Regions from separate parts of the Mus musculus genome. Here region 2 is linked to region 1. Evidence: chromatin contacts called from ENCODE Hi-C or POLR2A ChIA-PET data. All regions are on one chromosome and are shown on one strand. The core of a region is the stretch at or near the end of the contact, and the rest is flanking DNA. Distances in the headings are between cores, read along the strand shown.

Region 1 (6,865 bases), core at 1,603-4,102:
AAGCACGTGGGCAGAGAAAGAAAAGTGAAATTTAATGCTTACTCATTCATCAAGGGTAAAAGGAAAAAGTAACCCGAATGGATAAGTTAATTAGACCATCTTAAAACAAGAGTTAAGCTGGTGAGTACAAATTAGTAAATGTCTCCCACTGGAAAGGAGACCTTTTGTTTGTTTTATAGACAGGACCTTGCTATGAGACCCAGGCTGGCCTTGAACTCTGATTCTTCCTGCTCTGGCCTCCCGAGTGCTGGAATGTGTTCGTTTCATCCTTCCCAGATTGCTCTGTATTTTTTTTTTCCATGGGCAGGCCATTTTACCTCAAAGAAGCAGCTATTGTAGGTCATAGCACTCAAGAGACAGTCTATAGGGTTTATTACAGTCTCAGAAGCATCTAGTTAAAGGAAGCAAGAAGAAGGAGATTTCTTTCCCTGAGAGGACTGTTGTTAATCAGTACCAGTCTCTCTCTCTCTCTCTCTCTCTCTCTCTCTCTCTCTCTCTCTCTCTCTCTCCCTCTCCCTCTCCCTCTCTCTCTCTCTCTCTCTCTCTCTCTCTCTCTCTCACACACACACACACACACACACACGGGATAAGAGACAGTTTATTCTGGGAACAAATATGGATGATTATGGGTCTGGGAACAGTTTCACACTACCCTAAATTCCACATTCCAGTATGGTGATATGACACTCCCATGTAGTTTTATAGTAAAGAAGCAAAATCATAAATCAAGACACTTCCCATACACAGCGGTAAAAACATTAGGTGGACAGGTCACAGGAAGGTAAGAAAATCTCAGCCATAGCCTCAGATGGTGTCTGATGATCTTCTCAGCCTTTTGGTTGGTGGGAACTGGGGGTTGGGGGGAGGGGGTCTGCTCATAGATTCCAAAGGGTTTACCTAATGCTCACAAAGATGTTAGATCACATACAGAAGGGGGCAGTAAAAGACCACTATGTGGGGACTAAAGCTGCTCCAATACTACTTGGCTATAATCCAGCAACCTTCCAGCCTTACTAAGATCTCTAAAATTGTAATCAGTTGATCAGCCTTTCAGGAAGTTCAGAGTGATGTGTGGTTCAAGCCAGGAACTTTCCTTCACAAAGGGAAAAATGAGAGGAAAACTTATCAGTTGCAATAAAGTTCCAATTCTCCTCCTCCTCCTCCTCCTCCTCCTCCTTCTCCTCCTCTGCTCCTTCTTTTTGTGGTCTACAATTTGTATCAAAGTCAGTCCTCACAATCCTTACATTTTCCAGTTCTACTCTTTTTCTTCTTTGTTCATTTACTCTACACAAAAATGCAGTAGCGCCAGTAAATACAGGTGAGTGGTTTGAAAGTGAAAGTTACTTTGCCTTTAGATACATTGCACAGGATAGTGCATGGACCATGGGGAGAGATGGAACCTCATGAGCTATGTAGCTCTGAATGAATCATATGCCCTTCTGAACCTCCGTTTGTTATGAAGATTAAATGCCTCTCACGCTCAACTCTATACAGGGAAGCTGTGATGCTGAAGATTATATTGATCCTAGTTGAATTTAAGAAATGCCAGGAAAAGGCATTTTTAATTCTGTTAATTGGTATAATGACAAATATCTGATTGCACAATTAATAAAACCAGTTTAGGAGCTGAGGGTATGTAACCCAGTTTGTAGACTATTTGCCTAACATGCAGGAAGTCCTTATATACCAGGAAAGGATGGCACACACTTGTAATTCCAACATTTAATAATCAGTTCAGGGTCATCCACAGATCATTCAAGGCCAGCTTAGGCTAGAGACTTTGTCTATAAATATTTATATTAAAATTAAAACCACTTTTTTGGGTGTGTGTGAAGAAATGGCTCACTGGTTAAGAGTATTGGCTGCTCTTCTGGAGATTCTGAGTTCAATTCCCAGCAATTACATGGTGGCTCATGACTATCTGTGATGAGATCTGATGCCCTCTTCTGGTGTGTCTGAAGACAGCTACAGTGTACTCAGATACATACAATAAATAACTACAAACCACTTTTTTCCTGACCTACAGCTAGTTTAAGGAAGCCACTCAATGCTGTACATCTTAGTGAACTTGAATACAATTAGAATGGTTGATTTGAAGCAATGGAGCTCTACTGAGGGGGTTACACTTTCAGTATCAGTTACCATGTCATTTACTTATCCAAAACACACACACACACACACACACACACACACACACACACACAGAGAGAGAGAGAGAGAGAGAGAGAGAGAGAGAGAGAGAGAAACAGAGACAGAGAGACAGAGACAGCCCATCACAGTTGTTGAAAGTAGAAAAAAATCTTATCTTCTTTCATGACTACTGTGTCATGATATATTATCTGAAAATTTAGCATATATGCCGGAGAGAAATAGGAGGTAGGGGGCCTTTGTATCTGTATCTGCAGAATGTCTACAAAGCAGGAAGGAAGAAAGACCATAAAATATCCCAGGGTGGAACCCGGATCTGCTACTGCTTGTCCAGTACCAAAAGGTCAGCCCTGAAAATACGAATACAGTTAGCATTATACTGGACTGAATGGGTCATATAGGAATATATGTATGCATGTATACATATAAGCATGCAATAACAATTAGGGAGGAAAAGGCCATGAATTTGAAGGATAGTGGGGAATGGGTATGTATATGTAAGGATTTGTAGAAAGGAAAGGGAAAGGGAAAATGATGTAATTAAATTACAATCTCAAAAACAAAACAAAAACAAAAACCATTCTGGGTGACCTTTTAACCTTTGCGCCAGCGCTGACGCCACGCCCTTGGAGCGAGGCCTTGTACCACTTCTTTTGCGCACGCGCTTCTTAGACTTACTTCCGTCCGGAGAGGCGGGACTTCCTGTCCCCCTTCGATTGACTGCGGAAGTGGAGACAGACGGCTCAGGGTAGTCGGAGTTTGGGAGCTTTGCGCGTGTGCGCTCATAGTTGCTTTCGCCTGGAAAGATGCCGGGACTGGCGGCCGCTAGCCCTGCCCCGCCCGAGGCTCAGGAGAAGAAGCCACTGAAGCCCTGCTGTGCCTGCCCGGAAACCAAGAAGGCGCGTGATGCGTGGTCAGTGCGTAGCCCGGGAGGGAAGCCCGGGCTTTAGCAGCTCGGCTCCACTCTGCTCTCTGGGACTCTGGAGATGCAGGGACCCATAGTTCCGCTGTCCTCTCTGCTCCCTGATCCCGCACCCCAGTCTCAGTTAGGGGTCAACGGAGAGGGCAAGAGGTTACATTGATCCCAAGGTTCTCGTCCTTCATTCCTTACTACGATTGCATTTTAGTCTTCTTAGGGATAAGACCCAGATAAATAGAAGTGCGTAAAGATGCTTCTTGATTTAAAGGCATTTAAAATATGTGGAGATTTGTTACCAGCCAATACTATACCACCAGCTGTGATAGATTTACTAAGACCTAGGTGTAAATTTTTCAGGTAATCTTTAGTAATTTTTTTTTTTTTTGGTCGAAACGTGTGAATAGTAGAACACAGGATACATTTCTGAAGGGATACCCTTTCCAAGAAGTTAAAAGTCAACCTGTCTGGAGCTGGAGAGATGGCTAAGTGGATAAAAGCCCTGGTTGACCTTCCAGAGGGCCTAGTTTCGATTCCCAGCACCCACACGACTGTTAACAATCTTGTGTAATTCCAACCCCAGAATAATCTGACACCCCCTTCTAGCTATTGCGGGCACTGCACACACATGGTGTGCAGGCAAAACACCTATACACATAAAAACAAATTGTAAAACTTGTCTACAGGACAGAGGTGATATTAATGTTCATCGACTTTATCATCAAGTCACAAAAGGTTTTGTTTGGTCTCCTCCCTTTTATGTAGCCTGGGTTCTGGGGCAGATACTGAAGTCCTCAGTGTGGCTATGCATCTCCATCTTCTCCCATCAAAGCAGAAAAATACTCGGAGAAACAAATATGGATTCTCATGGTGTGATTTCATTACCGGAGAGACTGAAACAGTTTTAAGTCTAGCCTGAACATCCGAGTGAGACCATGTCTCAAAATAAAAATAGAAAAATACACAAAACAAAGTATTCCTTGGTATTGTAAGGTAATAAGAGTGTAACCAGTTATTATTATCACTACCTATAAATGGAGAATTTAAAGATCGATCTGATACCAAGGTTCTTGAAATACCAAGGTAACCTGCTTAAGGAGACTTTGGTGTGGCTCAAGACTCAGAGCTTAGAAATACAGTCAGGCTTTGAATCTTCTCCCTCCAAGTTGGTGACCTTATGCAAGGTACTTAACAAGTCTGCTTCACACGTGTGTTGAACGAGTCCCGCATTTCTGTAAGGTTTAGCAGTGGGTGTCGGTGGTAAGGGGAAGCTAGCTGTTATACGGAACTCACTGTCACACCCAGTCTTCTCATCTGCTGGTAAGGATGGTAATAGGAGAACCTCTTATTCTTTTTGAGACAGGGTTTTGCCATGTAGCCCAAGCTGGCCTCCTCCTGAGGAGTCTCCTGTCTTAGCTTCCCGAGCATGATTACAGGGGTGTTTCAGTACATTTGGGCTCTTGTGACTACTCTTAGGATTTTATCATCACAGACCCTTAACCTTCTGAAGAACGATTCATCTTGGTTGCTCGTGGCTACCAGATCTCTTTTGATGTTTATGTTGTTGGGTGTTTAATGATTAAAGGTAGGCTTAGGTATTTGGATGTAAGAGGAAAAGGAGAAACAGGAAGTTAATTTCTGTGTGATAGGAGGACCAAACGTTAGACTCTTTCCTCGTCATTTTATGTAAATATTCAGTTTATTTCATTATAAAGAAATGTTTATTATTCCTTGGGTATAGAATAAAGGCATCATTTGCTACACATAATTATTTCATCTAATTAGAACCTTCCCCAGACAACAACAAAAACAAACGTTAAGACCTTAGTTCTATGGAACACTTTTGTGGGAACAGAACCATCTTAAGAGCAAATACCAGAGAGCAAAGGAGCTGAGCTGGTTGGTGTAGTAGGGATTTGTTTGTCACTCCAGCTACATCTGCACGTGCCCTGTCTCACTCCCTGTCACAGATTCTCCATGAATGTGCTTGTCGTCTATTTATTAGGTAACGAGTGCATCTTATTTTATAGCATCATTGAGAAAGGAGAAGAACACTGTGGACATCTCATTGAAGCCCACAAGGAGTGCATGAGGGCACTGGGATTTAAGATATGACGTGGTGAGTGAACTGTAATGCTTCAAGTTTGAGTGTTAACCTTACAGAGGTAGCTGCGAGGCAGGCAGCATTCTCCAAAAGGTAGCTTGCCTGGTTAATATAGCATGTTTAAGTAGCAGCTTAGTTCAGTTTCTAGAATGGGGTTGTAACAGTTTGGTGCCAACAATTTGAGGCACCCAGTAGATCTGAGACAGTATAAAGCTTTTGAGAACTGGTTTGACAAGAGCCTTTAGAGTTACATTATAGTCAGGAAGATGCAGGGAGCATGGCTGCGGGGAACTCGGGTACACTGGTTTCCAAGGTAAAGGAACTAAGTGGAAAATTCTCTTGGTTTCTTGTTTCTAATATAGGTCTGCAGTAGAGTTACTTTTTTCCAGTGAAAATGGAAGCTTTGTTTTAAGCCAGGTATTGTTCTAAGAAAACTAAAGCCTCAGATCACCAGTTTCCAAAGAACTTTGAGTCCAAATATCAATGTCAAAGGGATGTGCCCACCAAGACCACAGTCCGTGACTTCTGGTTGGAATCTCTTGCTTCAGGCGTTAGCTTCGCTCACTACTACACTTCTTTCCAGATGCTGATTTAAAGTCTCCTTAGAGAGGCTTTCCTCAGTGCCCCATGTAAAGTAGTACCCTTCCTGTCACTGTTCCAGGGGTACTCAGTAGGCCTTCCCAGATGTTCCGTGGCCACATTCTCCAGTATGGTAGCCACTAGCAATGTATGACTATTAAGCACTTGAATTGGCCATAATGAGACTGGGGAATTGATTTTTTTTTTTTTTTTTTTTTTTTTTTTGGGTTTTTCGAGACAGGGTTTCTCTGTATAGCCCTGGCTATCCTGGAACTCACTTTGTAGACCAGGCTGGCCAAATTCTTAACTTATAAGAAGGCTAGTGGTAATCTGTGGTTAGTGGCTTCTCTTGTTTTTGCAATCACCAGCTATATACTGAGCCTCTTCTTACAGCGGTCGTCCTCGCTTCCCTCCGGCTGGGCTGTAAGCTCCGGGAAGCATCTGGTTTCACTGCCAGAGTGTCCAGCATGTCCCAGCACCTAGATCATTGCCTGGCACATGGTTGGATTCCCGGGATGGGCTCAGCAGGATGAGAACTGGAACCTCAGCCTCGTAAGCACCCTGTTTGTGCTGCTCGAAGGCCACATCTCACTGTCACCTCCTAACTTATCGACAGTTGAGAGACACCCAGGCCACAGGCCAGTTTCATAGTAGTATCCAGCTGGTTTCTTTCTCTTCCACCTCGCTCTGGAATGTCACACATGACCAGTTGTGTTTGAAGTACGGGAGGGAGGAGATAAGGAGCTTGCCCTACCTGATAAGTCTGACTGGAGGAGGAGACTGTTTAAAGGCTCAGACCCAGCATCCAGGCATGGCTTTCTTCACGGTCTAGCTCTTTCTAGTCAGTTTTGTTAAGATTTGCCTAGAGCCTCAAGGGGATTTGAAGGCACAGTGAAGGGTAGTGGTGGCATTAAATGATTTGCATTCTCCAGACCAGAGGCACTTTGTCACTCCTGACAGTGATATTTTATCGCCAGCATGCTCATTTTTAGGATTGCACATTACCTTAATCTTCAGTACTAAAACTCATAATGAATACTAATTAAAAAGATGTGCTGCTGAAATGCATGAGAGTGTATACCTCAGAAGCCAAGCCTCTGACTATAATAAACTCCTGC
Region 2 (6,865 bases), core at 1,566-4,065, 180 kb after region 1:
GCGTGGGACAATCTAAAGTGAGGAGGAACTGTTTAATTCAAATCATGCCTCTCAAATACATAAAAACTAGAACTTTTAAAGAGTTTGCAGGATGCACTATTATATTTTTGGTTGCGAGCCTAGCCTTTAATGGCTGAGCCACCTCTCCAGCCCCAGGATGGCCTCTTGAAATAGCTAAACAATACTGCACTCCTACAGTGACACTCCTAAGTGGACCACTGTTTAGATTACTAGCTTTCTTCTGAAAGTGTTCACAATCACTACACTCTTCCTTCGTGGACAAGAAACTTAAAACCCTTTAGAAAACAAACTCTTACTTTTACATTAATAGGAAAATGGGCATACTTTATAGTTTATGTATTTTACATTGAACAGAATTTTTAAAATCTAAATTAAAAACTGATCTACAGTAGGACTTAGGTAAAAAATGTTTAAGGAGGAAGTTTAACAAGCTAGGAGGTCTCTGCGCTTTGCCTCTTTGGTCCTGCAAACAGCTCAGTGAGTAGGATTTTCCTAAAGGTACTGCTGTTAAGAGCCCAAGCCGAGCTTGACCACACCCTCCCGTGATCTGCAGGGCTTGGAAGGGATGCAGGGTCATCCTCAGCTGCACAGGCATCTGAGACTGACATGGGCTGTCTGAGACCCCACAAGGAAGCTCCTCTAAGAAAGAAAACGAAATATAAAAACTGTCACAAAAGCAGCCAAAGATAATGGGGCCCAGTAACAGGATTGTCTCAACTCAGAAACAGTGGGACTGTAACCTGCAATCTGCTAAATAGTATGCAACCAGATCAACCTCTCAGAACCTTGGTTGTCCCTTTCATAGACAAAAGCATAAAAATTGCGTTAGATTATTTTCCCTGTTTCTTTTCGTTCCAGTACTCTACGGCTTAAAATACTGATAAAAATGACCATCTTCTGTGAGTCATGGTAGTACGGTTATGCACATATATATTTTTTCTCTTACACACTACACAAAAATCTTTCAAAAGCCTGGCAGTGGTGGCACATGCCTTTAATCCCAGCACTTGCGAGGCAGAGGCAGGTAGATTTCTGAGTTCGAGGCCAGCTTGGTCTACAGAGTGAGTTCCAGGATAGCCATGAAACTCATAGAGAAACCCTGTCTTGAAAAACCAAAATAAAAAGCTTTCAAAAATATACAAACTTTTGGGAGGACCTCTGAGAAAAACTAACACATTATTTCTTAAAACAAAGATGATGGGGGCAGAGCAATGGCTCAGCAGTTACCAGCATTAGGGCTTGGATTCCATTCCCACGAGGTAGCTCTCATGGTTATCAGGAAGGCACACAGACATGCACACAGACATACACACAGGCAAGACACTCATACACATAAAATAAAAATAATTTTTAAAAAGAGATGCTGAAACTAATAGAATTATTAAATACAAGTCTGCCAGCTCCCTTGTCCAAATTTATTTATAATCACTTGATAACAGTGTAGTATGGTAAACTACTTCATGAAAAGAGATACTTTCACCATTGATTAATAAATGAATAACGTTAAATAAATATCAGGTGAAAGTAATGCAGGATTAATCATTTACTCCTCACATAGTTTATTTTAGTATCTTCTGCAAAGGGAGATGGAGCTGGGCGTGTAACATCTGTGGCAGATGACCAACCCCCATCAGGGAAAAAAAAAAAAAAAAAAAAGAGAGGCTCGGCCCAGAATCCCAGAAGACCCGGCTGTAATCCCAAAATCTGGGAGGTTGAGAATGGATTGTAGCTTTGAGTTTCAGGCCAGCTTGGTCTACAAGCACAGCAAAACTCTTGTCTCAAAAAGGAGAGTTGGGGGACTAGAGGGATGGCTTGGCAGCTAAGATCGTGTACTAGTTTTACAAAGGATCCGGGTTCAGTTCTTAGAACCCCTGTAACTGTGACTCCAGGTAACTCCAGATCCAGGAGAATCTGACACCTCTGGCTGAGGGCATGTGCACTCTACTGCCCATACCCAAATACCGACCCCCACATACAAGTAGTTCTTAACAATGGAGGTGGGAACAAGGGGGCAGAGCTGCTGGAAGGTGCGGAGAGGAGGAGGAGGAGAACAGTTGTCACTGTTTTTTTTTTTTTTCTTGTGCAAAATAATAATGATAAATTAACAATTCTCTCTGTCCTTCCAGCTTCTGGAGTATATAAAGCCATTACTGACAAAGAAAAATCAAACGAAATACGAAAAAACAATATTAGTGTAGACTTCACAATATAGTTCCCAGTGATACTACATGACAATAATCGAATGAATCCAATTTTTCTAATATGTAAAGTTAGGGTACTGGTTTCACGAGAACGATACTGTCTTAAGAGTGTGACTCTGAGTGAATCCGACTCAGAAGGCTGCATGTCAACCAGGTCGGACACTATCCGGGCAGAGAGAACTTTCAGCGTCGCAGGGACCGCGCGCTGGAGCTCGCCCGGGCTGCGGCCGTCCCCCGAGCATCCCTCCCCACACACCCGAGACATTTTTACTCTTTGGCAAACAGCTGCCGGAGGCGGTCCCATCCGGATTCCAGGGAACCGGGGTCTGAGACACCTGAACGCTGCTCCCGATCCTCCACAAAGCCTGGGGAATCCGCAGCCACCGCACCGGCAGCAAAGACTCGGGGGAAAGGACCCCAGGCTCCGCAAAGGCGGCTGCGGGGAGCGGGCGGCGGCGCGCCCATGGCGCCCTCCTACCCGCAGAGAGACAGACACCCCAGGGTCGGCGGGCACCGTGGGAGAGGGTGACCTGTACAGCCCACTAGCGGCACGTTGGGGGACACTGAACCTCACATCCGGTCCCCAGCCGGCTCACTTCCGGAAGCTCTCGGAAAGGAGACCGGAAGCCCCGCCCCTAGTCGCGCAAAGGCGGGGTGAGGGCGGGGCTCGGGACGTAGAAACTGGAACTGAGAGCTCTTTCGGTAGCGCAGGGTTAGGGATCAGTCGAGCCCCGGAAGTGAGTTGGCGGCCGTTTCGTTTCATCTCAGTGATGTCCTTTGGCGTTTGCGCCCCGTAACTCTGGTCTTCTGGACCTGCTCAGCTTGAAGTGCTCAGGGGCTTAAGTGAGATGGCTCATGTAAGATGCAGAAGGCCACGCAGAAGGGGACAGTACTTTAATCACTGCAAGCGCAGTGGGGAAAGAGGTAGGCGATGCGCTTCTAGGCCACGCCCTGGCGGGCCGGAGGAGCTTCCTGGGCGGAGCAGAGTCTAACCTTAGGGCGCACCCGAAAAGGTCCAAGATTTAAAAACTATTTTTGAAATATCAGCTGTGGGCATTTTTTTCCCCATAACGTGGGCTCCACTACAAGTATCCGTATGCTTACTGCTCCGAGAAGGCAAAAGATCTAGAATTATCATTTAATAACTGAAACTATTATTTCCTGTTTCTTTCAACACAAGACAAAACCAAAAAACTTGTTTACCAAGGTAAAAATATTCCCAATCATTTTGTGTAATTTAGTTATTGGTCGTTACCACAAATCTCATAGTCTTTGCAAACCCTTTCACCTACTATTTTTCTTTTCTAGTTAAAGTACCACAATGAATATACAGCTTGGTGGTGCTCTACAGTCACTTCCACGGAGTACCTAAATAAGTGATTGATTACAAACTTTCATGAGGATATAGTAATAGGATTTGGGAGTTGACTGTGGGACATCTCTACAGATGAGGTTCAGGAAAGTGCCGTGAATGAAGCCCCCATTAGCATTTACTGCAGTGGTATAATTGCCTATTTGCTGATCTCTATCAAGAGGACTGAAGCTGTGCTTTCATCTCTGGATTTGGACTTAGGAATCACCAATCAGTCTATACCATGAAGTAGATGTTAAGTAATTATCTTCTTTGGAGGGAAGGAGGGTCCAAGATAGGGTTTCTCTTGTGTAGCCCTGGCTGTCACATAATTAGCTCTGAAGACCAGGCAGGCCTCCATCTCAGTGATCCACTTGCCTGAAGTAATTAAATGTTGAGTGAATTATTCAGACCCCAATTCCTAGCTCTAGCTTGATGCCTGCTTGGTCTATTTTTCAGAGGTGGTCACTGGGATTAGGGTCCCAGGGCCTGAAAGCCCAACAAAATGAATGTGTTGACTGTCTAGCTTAGCTGTGAGAAGAGCTGAGTGCATTTCTTTGACACATTTGAGGTCCCGGAAATGATCCTTTGCACTTGAACTTTCTAGAATCAGGGTCGACATGAATGAGGACAGGGCAAAGATTGGGCAAACACTAACAAAATCATTTACCTATGGGGATTGGAGAGATGGCTCAGTGGTTAAGAGCACTGGCTGCTCTTCTGAGAGATCTTGAGTTCAATTCCCAGCAACTATATGGTGGCTCACAACCATCTGTAATGGAATCTGATCTTCCCTTCTGATGTGCATGAAGACAGGGTGCTCAAATACATAAAATAAAATGTTAAAAACCATTACATATAGCTCAGATGTCCCCAGGATCCAACATCCTGTAGAGACAAACAAGGTCTTCCTTAGTACCAGATAGATTTCACAAACTCTTCAGCTCCCTTTTCCATTTAGGTGGTCCTGGAAAATGCTCCTATGCCAGGCGAGTGTCCTACCACTCACCTACATCCTAGCCCCAAAGACTCAAAAGCTGCCTTTGGTACCTAGTACCGAGAATTTCCCTAGGCCCTTGGTGATGGTCCATCTCACCGCTCTACCTTAACTCTCTCTCTTACTCAGCCTCCCACATTCTCGAAGCTACCAGACCTTACCTTCCTTTACCAGCAGAGAAACACTCCGCCTCTTCTGTTCTCTGATTTTTGTTTTGTTTTGTTTTTTGTTTTTCGAGACAGGGTTTCTCTGTGTAGTCTTGGCTGTCCTGGAACTTACTCTGTAGACTAGGCTGGCCTTGAACTCAGAAATCCACCTGACTCTGCCTCCCAAGTACTGGGAATAAAGGCATATGCCACCACCGCCCAGCTCTGTTCTCTGATCTTGAAGGGTCTCAAAGCAATACTGTCAGTCAAAATGTAGTCAAAATACCCTCTAACATACACAGCTCTCTCATCCTCAGGACATGGACTTGCTAACAGGAACCATTAGTGAAGGGTTTCAATCATCTCTGTCTAGAACCAACGCTTATCCCTCAGCCCAGCTGAGTTCTGCTCATCAAACCCAACCACTTTTTCCACCCACAGTCACTTTTCTCTTGGGTCAATGGGTTCTCTTTTCCAGGCTCACCAAGTACAACTCTTACAAAACATATTATATTCGGTTATATTGAAAACAATAGTAGTCTTTTCTATAGTAAGTAAATGAGGAGCCAATGGTTACGTTTAGGACCGAACCAGTATTAATGATAACAGAAATCTTCAGAAGTGTGACCATACAAACCATTTTCGAAATCACACACTTGACATACTGTTACCCACCATTCGCATACCATCTACAGTGAGGTACACAGGCAAGAGTCAGAGCCGAGTAACTTTTGTTGTTTTTAAAAACAGATACTCCTTACTACTCCAGGGCAAGTAAGGATCTGAACTGACCCATTTCTCACAGTGTATCTCATCCCCACTGGAGCAAGCAACCGAGCAGTTTAAAAAATAGACTTTAGTTAGGCCAGGCGAGTGTATCCATCCATTCCCACTCACTCATTCCAATAGCTGTTCAGTAACTGCTCTGCGTGAGGCACTGTGCTGATAATGGAGACATCAAGAGCAGAGAAACGTCATTCTCGTCCATCAGTAAGCGTACAGAGCGTGGGGGAAAGAGGCGCGTAACGACAAAGCAGCACGGTGGCACAGAACACAGATGTGAGCCGCCAACTGCCAAGGAGGTTCAGAGGTGATGCTGGAGCCCAAGGATAACCTCATACCGGAGTAAAAGCGAAAGCTGAGTGCTCTATAAATTGCCACTTCATGATATGGTCACATATGAAGACTGCAGTCTCTGCAAACTGAGCTGATCCTGCTGCTACAAATTCAAAATGGCAAAATAAAAGATGTGCAAAAGGTGAGACAGGACCTCATGTAGCCGGGCTCTCCTTGAACTCCTGTGTAGCTGAGGGTGGCCACGAATTCATCTTCCTGCCTCTCGCTTCAGAAGTGCTAGTATTACAGAGGCATAGTTCTTTAGTGAGACTGCTTCCTGAAAGGACTGGGAAATTTCTCTTAATCTCCTTCAGAGAGAATAAAAAGGGCATGAAGGCACAAAATGGGAATCTGAAATCCAACTGCAGAAGTTACTCATGCCACTGAGGCATTATGGAAACCTCCTGAGTGCCAGAGAATTTATGCAGTTACAAAACAGAGCACAGCCACTGGCCTCCTTCAGACTCCAGAGGAAGCAATCGCTGTGGTATTTTTCACAAACTCCAAAGGATTTCTACATAAAAATAAAGCAACAGAATCAAACCTAAAATAACTTCAGAGTTGCTTGTGTATTGTACTAGTTCCAAACGATGGATGGTCTGCTCCAAATAACAGGACAAAGCATCTTCAGATGGACACAGTCCATTTCACAGTGATAACACACGTAGATGACCCGAGGCACAAGCTGTGACTGATCATAGGAAAACGATGGTTAGAATGCAGTTCCAAAGCCTTATCTCATGATTCCAAAGAGCTGAGCTGTTTCATTTCTGCTCATTACACACATACTAGATCTTTCTCAAGAGTCCCTCTGGCTTCAACATGATAAGGAAAACTGGATGTTTGGCTTGTCCAAAAGTGTTCAAGGTACAGGCATCATGATCATGGTATTTCACCACAGAGCATCTCAGATCCACTGTCAGGATTCTGGTCCTGGGATGGATACTACAGTTCAGTTTTCAAACGTCTGGGAACGATCTGATAATAATCTTTTCTTCTTGTTACATTATAGGACAGGAATTTGGAATAGTCA

What was found. A loop is a pair of places that touch in the nucleus more often than their neighbours do. ChIA-PET counts read pairs that join two places held with the same protein, here RNA polymerase II (POLR2A).
Region 2: a map of heart shows a loop between it and region 1 (2.9-fold over the local background). The contact joins the promoter of Timmdc1 here to the promoter of Cox17 in region 1. A Hi-C loop is called at or near these places in 1 of 37 maps with a recorded cell type or tissue (heart). POLR2A ChIA-PET finds 5 or more read pairs at or near these places in 4 of 5 experiments (Patski and embryonic stem cell).

Annotation. Positions count from the first base shown.
Region 1 is chr16:38,344,147-38,351,011 of GRCm38, forward strand. It overlaps Cox17 (cytochrome c oxidase assembly protein 17, copper chaperone), which reads left to right and starts at 2,853. Exons shown (of 3, transcript NM_001017429.2): 1 at 2,853-3,061; 2 at 5,095-5,183. The coding sequence starts at 2,955. The coding sequence ends at 5,179.
Region 2 is chr16:38,519,848-38,526,712 of GRCm38, forward strand. It overlaps Timmdc1 (translocase of inner mitochondrial membrane domain containing 1), which reads right to left and starts at 2,816. Exons shown (of 7, transcript NM_024273.2): 1 at 2,494-2,816. The coding sequence starts at 2,687. Poglut1 (protein O-glucosyltransferase 1) reads right to left here. Exons shown (of 11, transcript NM_172380.4): 11 at 5,211-6,865. The coding sequence ends at 6,778.